Linked DNA regions of Homo sapiens: region 2 is linked to region 1. Evidence: read pairs that join two places in POLR2A ChIA-PET (ENCODE). Cell type or tissue: PC-3. All regions are shown on one strand. Links, peaks and the distances in the headings refer to the core of each region. The heading gives the core; the rest is flanking DNA. Region 1 has its middle 140 kb from the start of C10orf126. Region 2 holds the start of LOC105376470 (a long non-coding RNA gene).

Region 1 (8,732 bases), core at 412-8,411:
CACCACGCCCGGCTAATTTTTGTATTTTTAGTAGAAATGGGATTTTGTTATGTTGGCCAGGCTGGTCTCAAACTCCTGACCTCAAGTGATCCGCCCACCTCGGCCTCCCAAATCACTGGGATTACAGGCATGAGCCACCGTGCCCGGCCAGATTTTGGATATGTTATGAAGATAGAGCAGGGAGGATTTGCTGGTAGCCTGCATTTGGGATGGGGAGGAGGAGAGAGCTCAAAGGTGACTCACGGGGTTTTATTTTGTCTCACTCCCTGTCTTGGCTCCCCACGTCTCGTGGCGAACGAGCTTCTCTTTTCCTTCATGTGTGTCAAATCCTCCTTCTTCCTAAAATTAGCTCCAGCTCTACACTACAGGAGGCTTTGTGTCGTTTTCCTTTATATAAGAAAGGTTTTGAAAAAATTCTTGCTTTCCACCAAGGCATGTTTCTAAAACTATTTTTTTATTTGTGTAAAACAACATCCTTATTTTATTTAAATACATATGGGAGAAGAAAGAGAGATGTGAGGGGAAAGAAAGTGAAGGGGAAAAGGAGAAGTAGGAAGAAGAAGGGGAAGAGGAGAAGGAAGGAGAAAGGAGGAGAAGGAGGAAAGGGAAGAGGATGACGAGGAAAAAAGGAAGAGGAGGAGGAAAGACATACTGGAAGGGAGGGAAAGCAGACATTCCCTGGTGGCCCAGGACAGCAGCCAGGATGTATAAGCTCCAAGCCAGGAATGGGCCCTTTCACACTGGGCTCTATATTCTCATACATAATTTAAATCCGTTACAACAACGACGTATTGGTATTTGAATAATAAAAATCTATGGCCGGGCATGGTGGCTCACGCCTGTAATCCCAGCACTTTGGGAGGCCGAGGCAGGCAGATCACCTGAGATCAGGAGTTTGAGACCAGCCTGGGCAACATGGGGAAACCCCATCTCTTACTAAAAATATAAAAAATTAGCCAGGTGTGGGGGCAGGTGCCTGTAGTCCCAGCTACTTGGGAGACTGAGGCATGAGAATTGCTTGAACCCGGGAGGCGGAGGTTGTGGTGAGCCGAGATCATGCCACTGCACTCCAGTCTGAGCGACAGAGCAAGACTCTGTCTGAAATTTAAAAAACAAAAACCAAAAAACTAAAGAAACAGTGGGAGTCAAAAATAAAATATATTGTCACTAAATTCAGCTTTAAAGGAGGGAGAGATAAAGTCTTCTGAGGAGGAGGAGGGCCTGGCAGTGAAAGATGGGTCAGCAATGGTCCCTGAGCAGGCAGCATGGTGTCAGGTGTCAGGCATGGGACAGGAAGTTGGAAGACCCAAGTTCTACTCCAAAAGTCTCCCAGGCCGGAGAAACCTGGATCAACCCTTTAACAGTCTCTGCTTTGGGTGAGGAAATGCTCCTACGTAAAGTGGGAATAAAAATGCCACTTCCAGCAGGGCATGGTGTTGTGTACCTATAGTCCCAGCACTTTGGGAGGCTGATGCGGGAGGATCACTTGAGCTCAGGAGTTTGAAACCAGCCTGGGCAACAGAGCAAGACCATGTCTTAAAAAAAAAAAAAAAAAAAACCACTTTCATGCCTCAGATCATTGTATTGTGATGAGGATCACACGAGAGGACAAAAATAAAAATTGTGGAAGTCTTTTGAGAAGGATTTTGCACTTTACGCACATGAGCTTTTATGATAAATTGCTCGGGAGGTTGCCAAGAATTCATACAAAGAAACATGAACATCTTTCTAAGAAACTGGAAAATCCCAATGATAGTTCTTCATGTAATAGGGGTAGGACTGTTCCTCAGACTGGATGGAACCACCTAGACACGTCAGTGGCCTTCGGATAAGTCTTGAATCAATGTGATCTTTAGTCATTCTGACTCAGCGGACTTGACTTGGTACTTGACACACATGATGGAAAATAATTAGAGGGGACTTACCCATGGTCTAATGGGGAAAAGGAAGCTAAAATGATAATTTGAAGCTGGAAAACATTGATTGGCTTCCTCTCCCTTTCCAAAGCCTCCTCCCCAGAGCTCACTTCTTGGAGGACTGGATGGCAGGTGGAGATGGTGAACGGGGTCCTGGCCTACCTGGCAGAGCACTTAAATGGTCAGGGAGCATCAGCCCCCTTTGCTGGAGTCAGTCGAGTGTCCTTCAGCTCTGAGCGCTGCTGTGGGTTTTGAGCAGCCACGTGGCTCTCAGACGAGACATCTATTGACAACCTCAAAGGGCTCCTGCACTGATCAATAACAGCATGCCTCCCCTGCCTTCAGCTAAAAGCTAAAGAGACGGGCTGGTGCATATATGATCACTAGAATTTAATTATATATCACATTGATTTTTAATTAGAACTGTAGTGAGGACCTCCTCTATTAAAAAAAAATTCCAACTGGCAAATGGGTTTTACTCAATTTATCAAATAACTTGAAATGCACTGCTCCTTCTCACTTTTAAGCCTCTTGATGAGAAGGAAACCTGCTACGCAACCCCTGTCACGAGGGTGAAGACCTTGAAACCTGCTAGCATGTCTCGAACATTTTTATTCAAGTTCTGTGTTTTGGCATGTAAGCCAGACACCCAGAGGAGCAATGACAAGAGGCTTCCGTGTTATTTATAACTAAGTCCAATTAACACTGGAAAAGGTCCCATTGGCTCTGATCCTGTCTAATCTCTTTGAGAAGTAGGTCCAGTGACACAGCCTGGCTCTACAATCAGATCTAGCACCACACAGCTTGCCTCATCTGACCCCTGTTTTCCTGCAGAGCTAGGATGCCTCAAAGCTCTCCATGCACTTTCGCTTGGTTTTTCAAGGCTGCAAGGCAAGAGCTTTGCAAGCTGGAGGTAGACTACAGATCCAGAGCCACAACTTCATCCTTAGTAAAGGCCCTATCGGTGCTCACATTTGCAGAGAGTGCCTGAGAAACATGGGCGTTGTCCTCCAGAATCACCAGGTTTCTCTTCAAAGTTGCTCTGGGACCTAATGGAGTCACACAAGCTGGCTAGTTGCTCACTGTGCAAGGAAGAAGAGGCTCAGATGTCAGCACCAGTCAATACTGCTGACCAAGGCACATCCAGTCACACAGCGTAGCCAGGATTCCCTCCAGTGAGGAGCCTAATGGATGTGATCTATAGTCACAATAATATTAGTGTTACCTACATCCCAGGCACTGCACAAAACTCTTTGCACAGTTTGTCTTCTTTATCCGTAGTTCAGAACTGTGAGATGGATCTTCATTTTGCAAATAAGAAAACTATGACTTAGGCCGGGCGCAGTGGCTCACGCCTGTAATCCCAGCACTTTAGGAGGCCAAGGCAGGTGGATCACCTGAGGTTGAGAGTTTCAGACCAGCCTGACCAACACGGTGAAACTCTGTCTCTACTAAAAATACAAAATTAGCAGGGCGTGGTGGCGCATGCCTGTAATCCCAGCTACTCAGAAGGCTGAGGCAGGAGAATTGCTTGAACCCGGGAGGCAGAGGTTGCGGTGAGCCGAGATGGCGCCATTGCACTCCAGCCTGGGTGGCAAGAGAGAAACTCCATCTCAAAGAAAAGAAAAGAAAAAAAAGAAAAGAAAAGAAAACCATGACTTAGAGGGTGTGAGCAGTCTGCCCAAGCTCACACAGGTGGCAGCGCTAGGACTCAAGCTGCAAGGCTCTTGCTCTTATCCCCTCTTCTGTACCACCTCCTGCATCAATGGGTGTGTTCTGCCAGGCACGGCCCGCCACCTCCTCACACCTGCCAAGAACAGCCACGGGAACATGGCCAGCAGTGGTGAGAACAGAGCAGCCATTTCCTCACTTCCTCTCTGCTCACCCATCCCCCGAGCCCAGTCCGGTTCACTGCCCCACTTTCCTCATGGTGACTCATACTATACTGACATGAGAAAAATTGCCCTGCCTCCAAGCATTTTCTTGAGCTAGCTCTCTGCCCAAAATTTCCTTCTCTCTCCTCTCCACTAATTCATTCAACTCAGCCCATATTTATTGAGCTTCTACTGCATGCCAGGCGCCATGCTACATGCTGGGAATCTCGGACTAAAACATGATAAGCCATTGTCCTCACCCTAGCCAGGTAAACAGACTACTAGAAACAACGAGAGAAGCCTTATGACGACATAAGCAAAGGTAGATACTAAATAATATGGGAGAGATGGGCATGGATGGTTTCCTAAAAGACACCCATCCTTCTGAGCCCAGCCCAAATCCCATCTCTTGCTGTTATCATCTGTTTTTCTTCACTTCTCGTTCACCTCTCCTGGCCTTCCCCATGCTATGTTGCATCTCCTTTCGCATCCATCTGTCTTACTTAGCATCACAGGCAGACTAGTTCCAGACAAAAGAAACATTTCATAATTCTAAATCCTTCCAAGTACACAGAGTATTGCTTCATATGCAGGAGACTGAAAGAAGACTTTAAGTATAATTAACACACCCTCTCCAGACCAAATCTTAGTCTCGGAAATCCCAGTACAGATCATCACATACTGTAATCCCTCCATTCTGGCCTGGACAACTACTAACCTGTGTCCATCATTCTTTGGAATGAGCTCCTCTGCAGAGAAACCATGAACACATCCACTTCCCTGGAATCTGAGTACCAGAGAAACAACAGGTGTTACGGAGGCCAAATCCTGGCTTCCCAAGAGGGCCACGTGCTAATCCCTGGAATCTGTGAATGCATCTTAAAAGGCAAAGTCTGTAGATGTGATAAAGTCGACATCATAAAACGGAGAGATTATTCCAGATTATCTGGGTGGGCCCTACATGCAATAAAAAGTGTTCTAAGGGCTGGGTGCAGTGGCTCACGCCTGTAATCCCAGCACTTTGGAAGGCCGAGGCAGGCAGATCACCTGAGGTCAGGAGTTCGAGACCAGCCTGACCAACATGGGGAAACCCCATCTCTACTAAAAATACAAAATTAGCCAGGCTTGGTAGTGCATGCCTATAGTCCCAGCTACTTCAGAGGCTGAATCAGGAGAATCGCTTGAACCCGGGAGGCAGAGGTTGCAGTGAGCCAGGATCCCATCATTGCACTCCAGCATGGGCAACAAGAGCAAAACTCCTCCCCCCCCCCCCAAAAAAAAAGTGTTCTAAGAAGGAGGCAGAGGGAGATTTCCGACAGAAGAGGACAAGGAGGTGCGACCATGGAGACAGAGATTGGAGTAATGCGTTCACATGCCAAGGAATTCCAGCAGCCTTGCCAACTTTGATTTTGGCCAACAAGGACAGATTTTGGACTTCTGACCTCCTAAGCTACAAGAGAATAAACTTGGGTTGTTCTAAGCCACCAGGTGTGTGGTGGTGTGTTACAGCGGTCGTAGAAAACAATGCAATTGCTTTCAAGTGTCGTGAAAGACAGCAGCAGGTACATGAGCTCATGCTGGAAGATCCCAGGTGGCTTCCCCTCCTGCACTCGGGGAAGAAGGGAGCCTCTTCTTAGACTGGAGATTTGCCCTTCATGTGCTCCAAGGGACAGATTGTGGCTTTTTTTATGGGAAATGGCAAGGCTTTGGGTTGTGGGTCACTCTTTTCTTTCCTCCTCCTCCTCCTTCTTCTTCTTCTTTGTGAAATGGGGTCTTGTTAAGTTGCCCAGCCTGGTCTTGAACTCCTGGGTTCCCATGATCCTCTCATCTCAGCCTTCCAAGTAGGTGGGACTACAGGTGTGCACTACCATGCCCAATTTCTTCCTTACCTTCTTCCCCATATTTCCAGAAGTCTTTGATATAACAGAGTTTCTGAATTTTTTCACTGTATTTAAAGATAGTTCACCTAGTCAGAAAAAAATAAGCGTAAATCCTCTACCCAGAACTAAAGGAAATCAAAGCTCACTGAATGGAACCAAGCAAGAAAATGTGTTGAAAAACATGACCCACAACTTTTTCAATGTATACTTTGTGCTTCATCTCTTCATGCCCCTTTCTCCTGTCATGGATGTTGTCTGAGAAGGAGCTCTACAGTTTAGTGCTAAGACTTATTTGTGTACGGTCCAGTTGCTATAGGCTAATGCAGTAGAAGGAGTTGGAAAGAAGACAATATTGATGAAAATTCAGCAGGGTCTACGCAATTCTGTGCAAGTAGGATTTAAGGATTTTTACACCCTTAAAACAAAGGTAGTCTTAGTGCAATTTCTCCTGAAGTGGGTTCCTTCATTCCTTAGCCAGAGGTGATCTGATGCTCACTCTCGTGTTGTTGAAGAAACACTTAAAACATATGAGCCAAAAAATGCAATAGAATATATTCCTCCTATCGGGAGCATGGGAACTCTGTAATGGAGTGCTCTGCCAAGATCTTAATGAGACAAAAAAACCCTTAAGTGTTATAAAAATAAGAAATAAGAGGGCAGTGAATTTAGTTAATCCCATTGATTTCCTAATTCTTTGCCCTTATTCCCAAAGTATACATTTAGAAATGAGATGTAATTCTGGGAGTGATTTTCAACAGCCTCATAAAGGTGGGTAACTTGCACATTCTCTCTCCAGGTCTACCACCTACCACTGTAAAATATGGACAGAAGTGCATGTGGCTCTAGGGGAAACTTCCCAGGCACATATTTAATAAATGCAGTATTATGCTGTTGCGGGGGTGAGGGGTGGATAGAGCAACTGGAATGGGAGGTGTGGGGTAAAACTCTAAAGCTTCCATGCTTGGTTCCTTATCGCTGTCCTAGGCAATGAGTTAGCCAAGGGGAACTAGATGTGGTATCCTTAGTTATTCGATGGCATGGCAGCATAAAGCCACCATCAGTTTGCACCAACCCAATGTTTTTGAAAATATTAAAAATGCACACTTAGAATGTTCAAATCTGGTGTTATAGTAAAGTGGAGAGCGATTCCATTCAGATGAAAGTTACCCTAAAATTCATTGCAGGAGCTTCTGATGTGCACTATGTTATCAAGGCAGCAGGAGACGACACCAGTGTTCTTTTGTAACCCTCTTGCCTACAAGAAATATTAACTTTGTGTGTGTCTACTTTTCATGTTAAGCACCTTTCAATTTAGTCCATTTTCAGATACTACAAATAGCATTGTCATTGTCATCTTTGTGCATAGGAGCTGCTCTCCTGACTTTTCCTCTGCTTGTAGAGTATTTGAAACCAGATTTCAATGTCTAGCCCTTTCTCTGACTTCTGGTATCCCTCTTAGAAGTCATTTCTTTTCGGAGTACTTCTACTTTCTTATATGAGTTTAAAGGAACTGAAACTTCTTGCTCCCCTGGTCAAAGAAATTGCACAGATATCTAGAGTTATATACAGAAAACACCTAAATCGTCTCAAAAGATTAAGTACATCTCAAGGCATTTTTCCTTTTTCACTCAAGGTTCATAAATGTGAAGCTGGTTTTCATTTTACCAACTTTCGTCTACAATTAAGATGAAAAAAGGAAAATATCAACATCCCATAGGAAATGCTGAATTCCTGGATGTTGATCCTAAATATTCCCAGACAAGAATCTAGAAGAAAAGCAGTATATGAGTAGATCTTCACAGTCGAAACTCAGGCGATCTGGAGAGGTCCAGATAAAAACAGGCAGTATCAAGTCAATATCAAAAAAGCTGCAAAATCTTGAAGATTTCACAGTGACTAATGATTTAGGCAATTGTCAATATCAGCGGAATCTATTTGTCTCTAGAATAGGCCTAATTTTCATTCTTTTAAAAGAACTACTCTACTCCTCATTTATTCTCCACATTGATATACAGTAAACAAAATTTAGATATTACCCACATTGATGTTAGCCCTCTGTTTGTGGGTTTTCTCCTTGTTTTCAAATGTCTAAGCAGGTCTCTACCCTCTGATCCCAACAAACATCTTTTTGTTGGGAGATATCAAGAGAGTTTTACCTGCAACCAGGTAATGACTACTGGGAGGCTGTGGGTGGGAGATGAGTTATGAGCCCTCCTATGACATCTCCTGGGACACATATGATTGGTGGTGGGAGAAGCCAATCAATTACAACTCCAATCCATCATTTGAAGCCAGTTTAATACACAGGTACCTCATTTGTAACAATGCTGAACAATATATATTTTCAATTTTGAAAGAGCTTGTTCTCCCAGGAACATTGAACGCATTGCATGTGCTTTTTCTTGCTTGTTTGTTTGCCATTTTTTGCAATTCGTCTTTTAAAAAGGTGCATGTAGATCTTATTGTGATTTCCTTCCATACCAGACATGCATCACAAATTACTAATTTCATTAGTTTTCCAAAAATGAGGACAAATCCTTCATTGTATAGTAAGTACTAAAATCTTTAGGTCTATAAAGGGAATCTGGCCAAATTTCTTCCCCCAAGAACAGCTACTTTAAACCACAAGCTTCAGCTAAGAAACTTCCTGGCATCATTAGCACATTAATTAATAACCAAGAAGACATAAGAAGATTTATATATGATGTTTGCTCTTAAGTGTAATGTAATTCCCTGACTTCATAACCAAGATTTTTTCAAACCTGCGTATTGAAAGCAACAAAGAAAATACTATTCCTTTCTCCATTTACAAAGGAAAGCCTAGTTTTTCCTTTGTTTAACTATTAATGTTACTGACTGTAACCATGGCAACAATATAAAAAATAATTGAGATAATAATAAAAGGATGTTTTGTAAACTTTATTTTAATGAAGGACCATGAATTTCACAATAATACAGCTTATATGTTTATAAATGTGATCAGCCCTCAAATACAAACAAAACCCACCATTACAATCACTATCAGTGGGGGAATTTTAAATGACTGGAATGTTTTGCTAGAT
Region 2 (8,732 bases), core at 199-8,198, 280 kb after region 1:
CTCAGCCTCCTGAGTAGCTGGGATTACAGGTGTGTGCCACCATGCCCAGCTAATTTTTGTATTTTTAGTAAAGACAGGATTTTACCATGTTGGCCAGACTGGTCTCGAACTCCTGACCTCAAGTAATGGGCCCACCTTGGCCTCCCAAAGTGCTGGGATTCTCAACCAAGCCCAGTTGAGAACTGCTCTTTTAACGGGGGTTGGAGGGTACTTCGTTTTTTGTACAGAAGCTTTATTAATGGCATTGAATGCCATATCAAGCATTAAAGCAAGCCTAGTGACAAGATGTTGCTGTCCTTCCCTTTCATTTCTGTCTCTATTCCCAAATGACAACAGCCATTTGAATCAGAGATACATGCATAGATTGGCCTTGACTTCTGCCATAAGGAATTACTCACAGGGTGTGTTGCAATTGTCTTCAAGGATGTCTTTCAATAAAAAGAGCATTTGACAATCTTGGCAAAGCCGGGCCTAAGCCCCCTGCTCTAAGCTGATGAACTTGGGACTCCCTCTGGGGACAGAGTCAAGTGTTCTGAAAGTCTCCTGCTCACAGAGATTTCACATTCTCAGTTTAGTCTTTCCTGCCAGATAAATGGCCCTAGACACCATGACCAAGTTCATTCACTTTGTCCATCCACCCACCATCCAGTGAACTCCTGGCCTCTAGGCATCTCTTACCAGTGCCAGGGCCTGGACACCACCTCTGTCCACTGCACCTTCCTTTGCCTTCTAGAAGCATTCCATCTAGATCTGCTTTTTCATTTTCATTCTGAACTTCCTGGATCTAAAATGATGTTTATTTCCCCATCAGAATTCCAGCTCCTAGCTAGTTTCCAAAGTCGACAATAGTGAACTTGTTCATCCCGAGATTGTTAGTGACTGATACAGATTTATGAGTGCATGTCCTGGGAAAACATGTCCTTGGAAGAGAGAAAAAAAAAGAAAATTAGAGAGAGAAAGGCCCAATCAAAGGAGAGGAGTGGCAATGTTGTAATCATGGGTACTGCAGGCTAGTAGAGGAAACATTTGCAAGCCTGCACATTTCCAGAACCTTTGAGTATAATTCAGAGCTGCAGCCTCGCCTGCATGTGAGGCTCACCCTGCTTTTGACATGACATGCTGCAAAGCTGTGCCCTTGGAGAACTCTAATGACCTTTCTCACTGCTGGAATCTGTATCCACAGTTTCCCTTGTCCACTATAGTGGCAAGGGCTTCTCTGTTCACTTTCCGAGTGACAGCTGGTGGAGGACAAGAAGCCAGGCTGGGAGGCAGAAGGCTGGAGCTGGCCCATTTCCACCCCAACTCATACAGCAACCTTGGGGAAGCACAGTGGCCTCGCCCTCAGCTTCTTCATCTGTAAAATGAAGAGATTACACTAAACCACTGCTTCCCAGGCTCTTGGATTTTGTACCAAAAATGCTTAAAACAAAGCTCTTTTCAAAAACGTTTTAGCTTTATCTTTCTTTTAAAAAATACTTTTAGACATATTGTCCAATAAAAAAAACATGGGTTGGGGGCAGTGGCTCACACCTATAAGCACTTTGGAAGGCCGAGGCAGGCAGATCACTTGAGGTTAGGAGTTCGAGACCAGCTTGGCCAACTTGGTGAACCCCATCTCTACTAAAAACACAAAAATTAGCCAGGCATGGTGGTAGGCACCTGTAATCCCAGCTACCCGGAAGGTTGAGGCAGGAGAACTGCTTGAACCCAGGAGGCGGAGGTTGCAGTGAGCCGAGATGGTGCCACTGCACTTCAGCCTGGGTCATAAGACAAGACTCCGTCTCAAAAAAATTAATTAATTAATTAATTAATGATAATAAAATAAGATATTTTATACCAACAAGGGAGAAAAACAAAACTTCAAAGTAAAGATCAGTCATTTAAATGAATAAATGTAGTTTCTTAAGAAAACTCACTATAATCTGAATTTTTCTCTTTGGTTGGGAGCCGTCAACATTCTGGCCTGGAATCATCCCTGAGGTCCCTTCTAGCATCATATCCTAGAGAAGGAAAAATTTAAAAGGGAAAAAAAAAAGCAAACCTTTAGGATAGAGTCAAAGCAGCTCCTTCAAAGCCAATAAGGATGCTTTAGAACTCGGGATAATTTCAGGCTCCACATTTAAGCAAAGGCTTTGCCATCCAGTAAGACTTTAAGAGGAAGGATTTAAAAATCCATCTGTTTGCCTCGGGGGACTCAGAGCAAAAGCAAAGTTTCAAGCTGATAGGCTCATGATAATATAACATATTCATTAGGTCATAAAGGGTGAAATACATGACGGCAGGTTTGGAGCCCCTCATTTACACAGCTTTTAGCAAACTCACTTTATATACCCCCAGCTGGAACTGCTTCTCCAAAGCCATTCCCCAGATTGCATAATTGTTCATTATGTCTTCAGGGAGGGTCCCATCTGCAGTCACGAATCCCCATGAAAATTTGTGGGAAAATATCCTTGCTCTTTCATTACATCTAAAATGTGATCACCCGATATTAAAACACAAAGCGCGGCTACATTTTAAAGGTAAACTGCAGAGCTAAATTGAGACTTGACTTAATCCCATTTTTATGGGCTGATTAATGTCCCGAGTAACCAGGCTGGGAGGAAAGTTAATGCCTCTTTCCTTTAATGGAATGCACCATGTTTCTTGCTTTTTATCAGGGGAGCACATTGCTACCACTGTGGCTTCATACAGAACAAGACTCAAAGCGACTGTCAGAACTTTCTCCTTGTGTCAAATGGACCTCAAATTATCCATGCACCAAAATTCTTAAAAGTCCAAGTTTCAATAAAGGAGGGAAAAAAGGAAAATAAATGGGAAGTTGAGATTTCTTCACAAGAAGATAATCGTGTCTGCTTGTGGCAGCTTGAGATGAGATGATGTGTAAACTCTGCCTCAGTGGTAACAGTAATAGCCACTTGTTGAGTAGCTACTCTGTGCAAAGAATTGTGCCAGGCACTTTGCGTATGTCTTCTTCTTCTTTTTTTTTTTTTTTTTTGACAGAGTTTTGCTCTCATCGCCCAGGCTGGAGTGCAGTGGCTCCATCTCGGCTCACTGCAACCTCCGCCTCCTGGGTTCAAGCAATTCTCCTGCCTCAGCCTCCTGAGTAGCTGGGACTACAGGCGTGTGCCACCTCGCCCGGCTAATTTTTTATATTTTTAGTAGAGATGGGGTTTCACCATGTTGGCCAGGCTGGTCTCGAACTCCTGACCTCAGGTGATCCGCCCACCTCGGCCTCCCAAAGTGCTGGGATTACAGGCATGAGCCACCGTGCCCGACCTCTTTGTGTATGTCTTTTTATTTAACCCTCTGAGATAGCTGATATGAGCCACACAGAGGCTGAGCAACCTGCTCAAGGAGCAGACTTAGGCTTGCCTGACTTATGGGCCCCCCTGCCCACCAGATTGACCTCCCTGACTCTTCAGTCTCCCATCTACCTTGGACAGATTCACTTACCCACCAACGTGCAGCAGTTTAAAGAAGACATCCTTTCATTCATCCATTGACTCATCAGTGAAGAAATTAACATTGTATAGCGCTCTTTCCAAAAACAATATGGCCAGGCTGTCTAGATCCCTCCCCTCAACCTTCGCCCTGACCACAACCACCACCCCAAGCACCCTGATCACAGCTACCACCCCAAGCCCCCACCCCAACCTGAGACATGTGGCAATTTCACTCCTTGTCCCTTGAGTCCATACCTCCATAACTCAGCATGTCACATGCATACCCATTGTGAAAAATATCCATTATCACCATAGTATTACCAACACATTATTACAGGGCTTTACATGTCACAGAACTCTTTCTGATGAATTATTTCATTTGATAATTACCTTAGGCTGAGGGAGGAGGGAGAAAGATAAATTATTTAAGGCTGGGCACGATGGCTCATGACCTTAATCCCAGCACTTTGGGAGGCCAAGGCAAGAGGATTGCTTGAGCCCAGGAGTTCAAGACCAGCCTGGGCAATATAGAGAGACTCTATCTCTATAAAAAAATACAAAAATTAGCTTAGCATGGTGGCTCATGCCTGTAGTCCCAGCTACTTGGGGGCGCTGAGGCCAGAGGATCACTTGAGCCCGGTAGGTTGAGGCTGCAGTGAGCTGTGATCATACCTCTGTACCCCAGCCTGGATGACAAAGTGAGACCCTGTCTCAAAAAAATTAATTAATTAAATTTAATTTAAAAATTAAAAAATTGGCCAGGTGTGACAGCTCATGCCTGTAATCCCAGCACTTTGGGAGGCTGAGGTAGGCAGATCACAAGGTCAGGAGTTCGAGACCAGCTTGGCCAACATGGTGAAACCCCATCTCTACTAAAAATACAAAAAGTTAGCCGGGCATGGTGGTGTGCATCTATAATCTCAGCTACTCAGGAGGCTGAGGCAGGAGAATCACTTGAACCTGGGAGGTGGAGGTTGCAGTGAGCTGAGATTGCACCATTGCACTCCAGCCTGGGTGACAGATAAGAGATTTCGGGAAAAAAAATTAAAAATTAAACTAACTAATTAATTAATACTAATAAAATTATTTAGGCCAGGTGCAGTGGCTCATGCCTGTAATCCCAGCAGTTTGGGAGGCTGAGGTGGGTAGATCACTTGAGGTCAGGAGTTTGAGACCAGCCTGGCCAACATGGTGAAACCCCATCTCTACTAAAAATACAAAAGTTAGCCCGGCGTGGTGGCAGGCGCCTGTAATCTCAGCTACTCAGGAGGCTGAGGTGTGAGAATAGCTTGAACCCGGGAGGCGGAGGTTGCAGTGAGCCGAGGTCGTGCCACTGCATTCCAGCCTGGGTAACAGAGCAAGACTCCATCTCAAAAAAGAAAAAAACCAAGCTGGTTACAGGTTGGTTGCAACCTGGTTACATTGTCACTTGATTGTATAGTATTTTGGTTTCCAGAAGCTCCTATATTAGGCTGAAGGGTGAAGAAGTTATCATTTTCCAACACATCTGCCTTTTTCTCCCCTTGCTTGAATCTCCAATATTTATCCCACCCAGTTCCTTTCTTTATCCTCTACTCTTCACTTTCAAGAAAAAATAGGGCCAGGAGCAATGGCTTACACCTGTAATCCCAGTGCTCTGGGAGGCCAAGGTGGGAGGCTCACATGAGGCCAGGAATTCAAGACCAACATGGGCAGCATAGCAAGAACTCCACTCATCTCTACAAAAAAAAAAAAAAAAAAAGAAAGAAAGAAAAAGAAAAAGAAAAGAAAAGAAATTGAGGAATTGACTGGTCATGGTTGTGCATGCCTGTAGTTCCAGCTACTCAGGATGCTCCTGAGGCAGAAGGATCACTTGAGCTCAGGAGTTCAAGGCTGCAGTGAGCTATGATTGTGCCGCTGCACTCCAGCCTGGGCAACACAGAGCAAGATTCCGTCTCTTAAAAGAAGCGACAGAAAAAAAAGAACAGAACCTATTTGCATGCACTAAAGTATAATAACTGAGAACAGATCAAAATGTAACTCTTGCCACGCCATTTTTATCAATAGGGATTCAATGTCTTATCGAAAGGCATAGTTTTAAAAGTTCACACGTTAGCTGATGGGTCGGGAGAAATGGCAGCGAGAGAGCAGCAGAGCTTCTGGAATTAGAAAACACACAGCTTCAGCCGGGCACAGTGGCTCACACCTGTAATCCCAGCGCTTTGGGAGGCCGAGGCAGGCGGATCACCTGAGGTCTGGAGTTTGAGACCAGCCTGGACAACATGGTGAAACACCGTCTGTACTAAAAATAATACAAAAATGAGCCGGCCGTGGTGGTGGGCGCCTGTAATCCCAGCTACTCGGGAGGCTGAGGCAGAAGAATCACTTGAACCCAGGAGGCAGAGGTTGCAGTGAGCCCAGATCGTGCCACTGCACTCCAGTCTGGGCAACAGAGCAAGCCTCCATCTCAAAAAGAAAAAGAACACAGCTCCTGGGTGTGCTTTCTAGCACCGTCCAGTGATTTGCCTCTCATCAGGTCAGACAGTCCTGAAGCAAACCCAAGTATCTGTGCTTCATCTCCCTCCCAGACCCCACCCCGCCACCAGGAGTCAGTCCTGATGCTCCCTCAGAGTCTCCAACTGCCCCACAACCTGAGTGGGCCACACAGCCAGGGCTGCTGCAGGCCCACGGTCGTCTAGCAGCCTGGTTGGCCAGGGATATGGGGCCAAAAGGGGTGCAGACCGCCGCTGTTATCTGCCACTTCCTTCCCAGTTGGTTGTTGTAAAACTACGGCAAATGAGAAGAGGCAATCAGCCCCCCTTTTTTTTTATGGTGTTACTCTTAAAAGAAATAATAGCTAATGATAAATAACATGTATTTAATACTTACCATGTGTCAGGCACTGTTCTAAGCATGCATTAACCTATTTAATCATTACAGCAATCCTTTGACGCAGATGCTACGACTGTCCACATTTTATTAGGAAACTGAGGCTGAGAGAGGTTTGGTGACTTTCCCAAAGGCACACAGCTGCAAAGTGACAGCTGGGACCCAAAGGAAATAGACTTGAGTACTATCCACAGCAACTCCATTAAGGAGTGATGTGATCCGGAGCCAATCCTTCAACTTCTCTGGACTCCTCCGAAAAGGACGCTGGACTAGATCACCTCTGACCACACTTAACTCTCTCATCTAATGAATTTAAGCTCTTTTGGGAAGTCCCTCACCCACCCCTGAGCGCTGGAACCTAATTCATTTTCTTGGGAGTGGGTGTGAATCAGATCCTCCTGTTTCAAAGCCCAGTGGAATCCCAGGCATGAAGTACATTCTATAAATGTTCGGTTGTTATCGTTATTACTGCGACTTTAATGGGAAGTATCAGCACTAATTTCCCCTAACCCCTTCAGGGGTTTTTCTTATCCCTGGATTCTTTTTCATTCACCACTTAGACAACAGCAAGGGAGAACATTTTATTATTAACATTTTATTATCTGCGTGGAGGCATCTGGCTTTGCACTCTCCCTCCTCCCCAAACCACCTCCACTTCATCAATTCCAGTGATAAATTATTTATTCCCGAGACGACTGTTTTTTCAATCCTAGGCTTGGAACAAGGAGGAAAATAGCTACATTCCCTTCACGCTCACGGTCAGCTGTCTGATTTATTTTCCCCTTTTGCCAATTCTTCTCCTCTCTTTTCTCAGCAGCTTTTCTGCTAGAAGAGTTATATCTTAAAATTGCCCTGAGGCCTTAGGCCACCAGTGACAACCCATCCCATGCCGGAATGCATTTCTTTTCTGACTTTGGGACTAAAAGCAGAGAGATTGGACAGTATTTTAATGGCTTCTTTTTGGAGGTTGTAGGGGTTTTTATATTTTGGTTTGGTTTTCAGGTTTTTGTTTTGTTACATTTTGTTCTGTTGTTTTTGGTTTTTTGTTTTTTTTTTTGAGACAGTGTCTTGCTCTTTCACCCAGGCTGGAGCACAGTGCTGTAATCAAGGCTCACTGCAGCCTCATCCTCCCAGGCTCAAGCAATCCTCCCCCTTCAGCCCCCACAAGTAGCTGGGATTACAGGCATGCACCACCACACCCAGCTAATTTTTTTTATTTTTTGTAGTAACAGCATCTTCCTATATTGCCCAGGCGGGTCTCAATCTCCTGGGCTCAAGTGATCCTCCCACCTCAGCTTCCAAAAGTGCTGGGATTACAGGTGCCAGCCTTTGTGGCTGGCAGGTTTTTGTTTTGTCTTTCTGCCTGAGGGAAGGATCTCTAGGTGGGAGGATCCAGAGGGGTCCCACTCGAAGGGAATATGGAGTTCCTATGAAACTCACTCCAAGCAAGTGAGGCAAGCCTTCTTGTTGCCTAGTGGCCCTGACTGACTACTGTAGAAATGCTGCATTTTTTTTTTCTTCCTGAGACGGAGTCTCACTCTTGTTGCCCAGGCTGCAGTGCAATGATCCGATCTCGGCTCACTGCAACCTCCACCTCCTGGGTTCAAGCAATTCTCCTGCCTCAGCCTCCACAGTAGCTGGGACTAGAGGCGTGCACCACCATGCCCAGCTAATTTTTGTATTTTTAGTAGAGACAGGGTTTCACCATGTTAGCCAGTCTGGTCTCGAACTCCTGACCTTGGGCATCCACCCACCTTGGCCTCCCAGTGTGCTGGGATTACAGGAGTCAGCCACCGTGCCTGACCCAGAAATGCCACTTTCAAGATGACACTGCAGCGCCCTCTTACCCCCAGGAAGACACATCCTGACTTCTTTCTTTGGGGTGAAGCTTTGTCAAAAATCTGTTTAGGCCAGGCACAGTGGCTCACACTTGTAATCCCAGCACGTTAGAAGGCCACGGCAAGAAGATCACTTGAAGCCTGGAGTTCAGGACCAGCTTGGGCAACACAGCAAGACCTTGTGTCTACAAAAATTCAAAATAAAAACATTAGCCTGGCATGGTGGTGCATTCATGTAGTTCCAGCTGCTCAGGAGGTGGAGGCAGGAAGATCGCTTAAGCTCAGGAGTTTGAGGCTGCAATGAGCTATGATCACACCACTGCACTCCAGCCTAGACAACAGAGTGAGACCCTGTCTTAAGAAAAAACAAACGACAAAAAAATATGTTTAAAGGCAACAACAACCAGAAAAGAAGAAGACATTCCAGAACCAGATCACTGCGCAAACTGATATCCTGCTCCTAGAGAAAAGGAAACTTCAGGAGCAACTCAAAAAGCAAGAAGAATGGATACACTGCAACAAACAGAATCTTCGGTCCAAAGCAGGGTGCTTTTCCTGTATGAGGAAAATTAGCAATTACAGG

What was found. Peaks named below come from ENCODE experiments on the same cell type or tissue, not always from the same donor. Only the 100,000 strongest peaks of a DNase experiment are listed, where the experiment ranks them.
Region 2: POLR2A ChIA-PET joins it to region 1 with 21 read pairs; 6 of 35 experiments call an interaction of 5 or more read pairs at or near these places.

Annotation. Positions count from the first base shown.
Region 1 is chr10:28,979,637-28,988,368 of GRCh38, reverse strand. No RefSeq gene overlaps it. Among named protein-coding and RNA genes, the nearest start is that of C10orf126, 140 kb to the right of the region's middle. RefSeq lists an enhancer at 2,028-3,227. In PC-3, for the core only: no CTCF peak of the experiment used is centred there; DNase peaks (open chromatin) are centred at 1,838 and 3,798; H3K27ac peaks cover 2,142 bases.
Region 2 is chr10:28,702,923-28,711,654 of GRCh38, reverse strand. LOC105376470 (a long non-coding RNA gene) reads right to left here and starts at 3,626. Exons shown (of 4, transcript XR_001747282.1): 1 at 3,454-3,626; 2 at 1,917-2,000; 3 at 1,100-1,354; 4 at 689-920. In PC-3, for the core only: no CTCF peak of the experiment used is centred there; no DNase peak of the experiment used is centred there.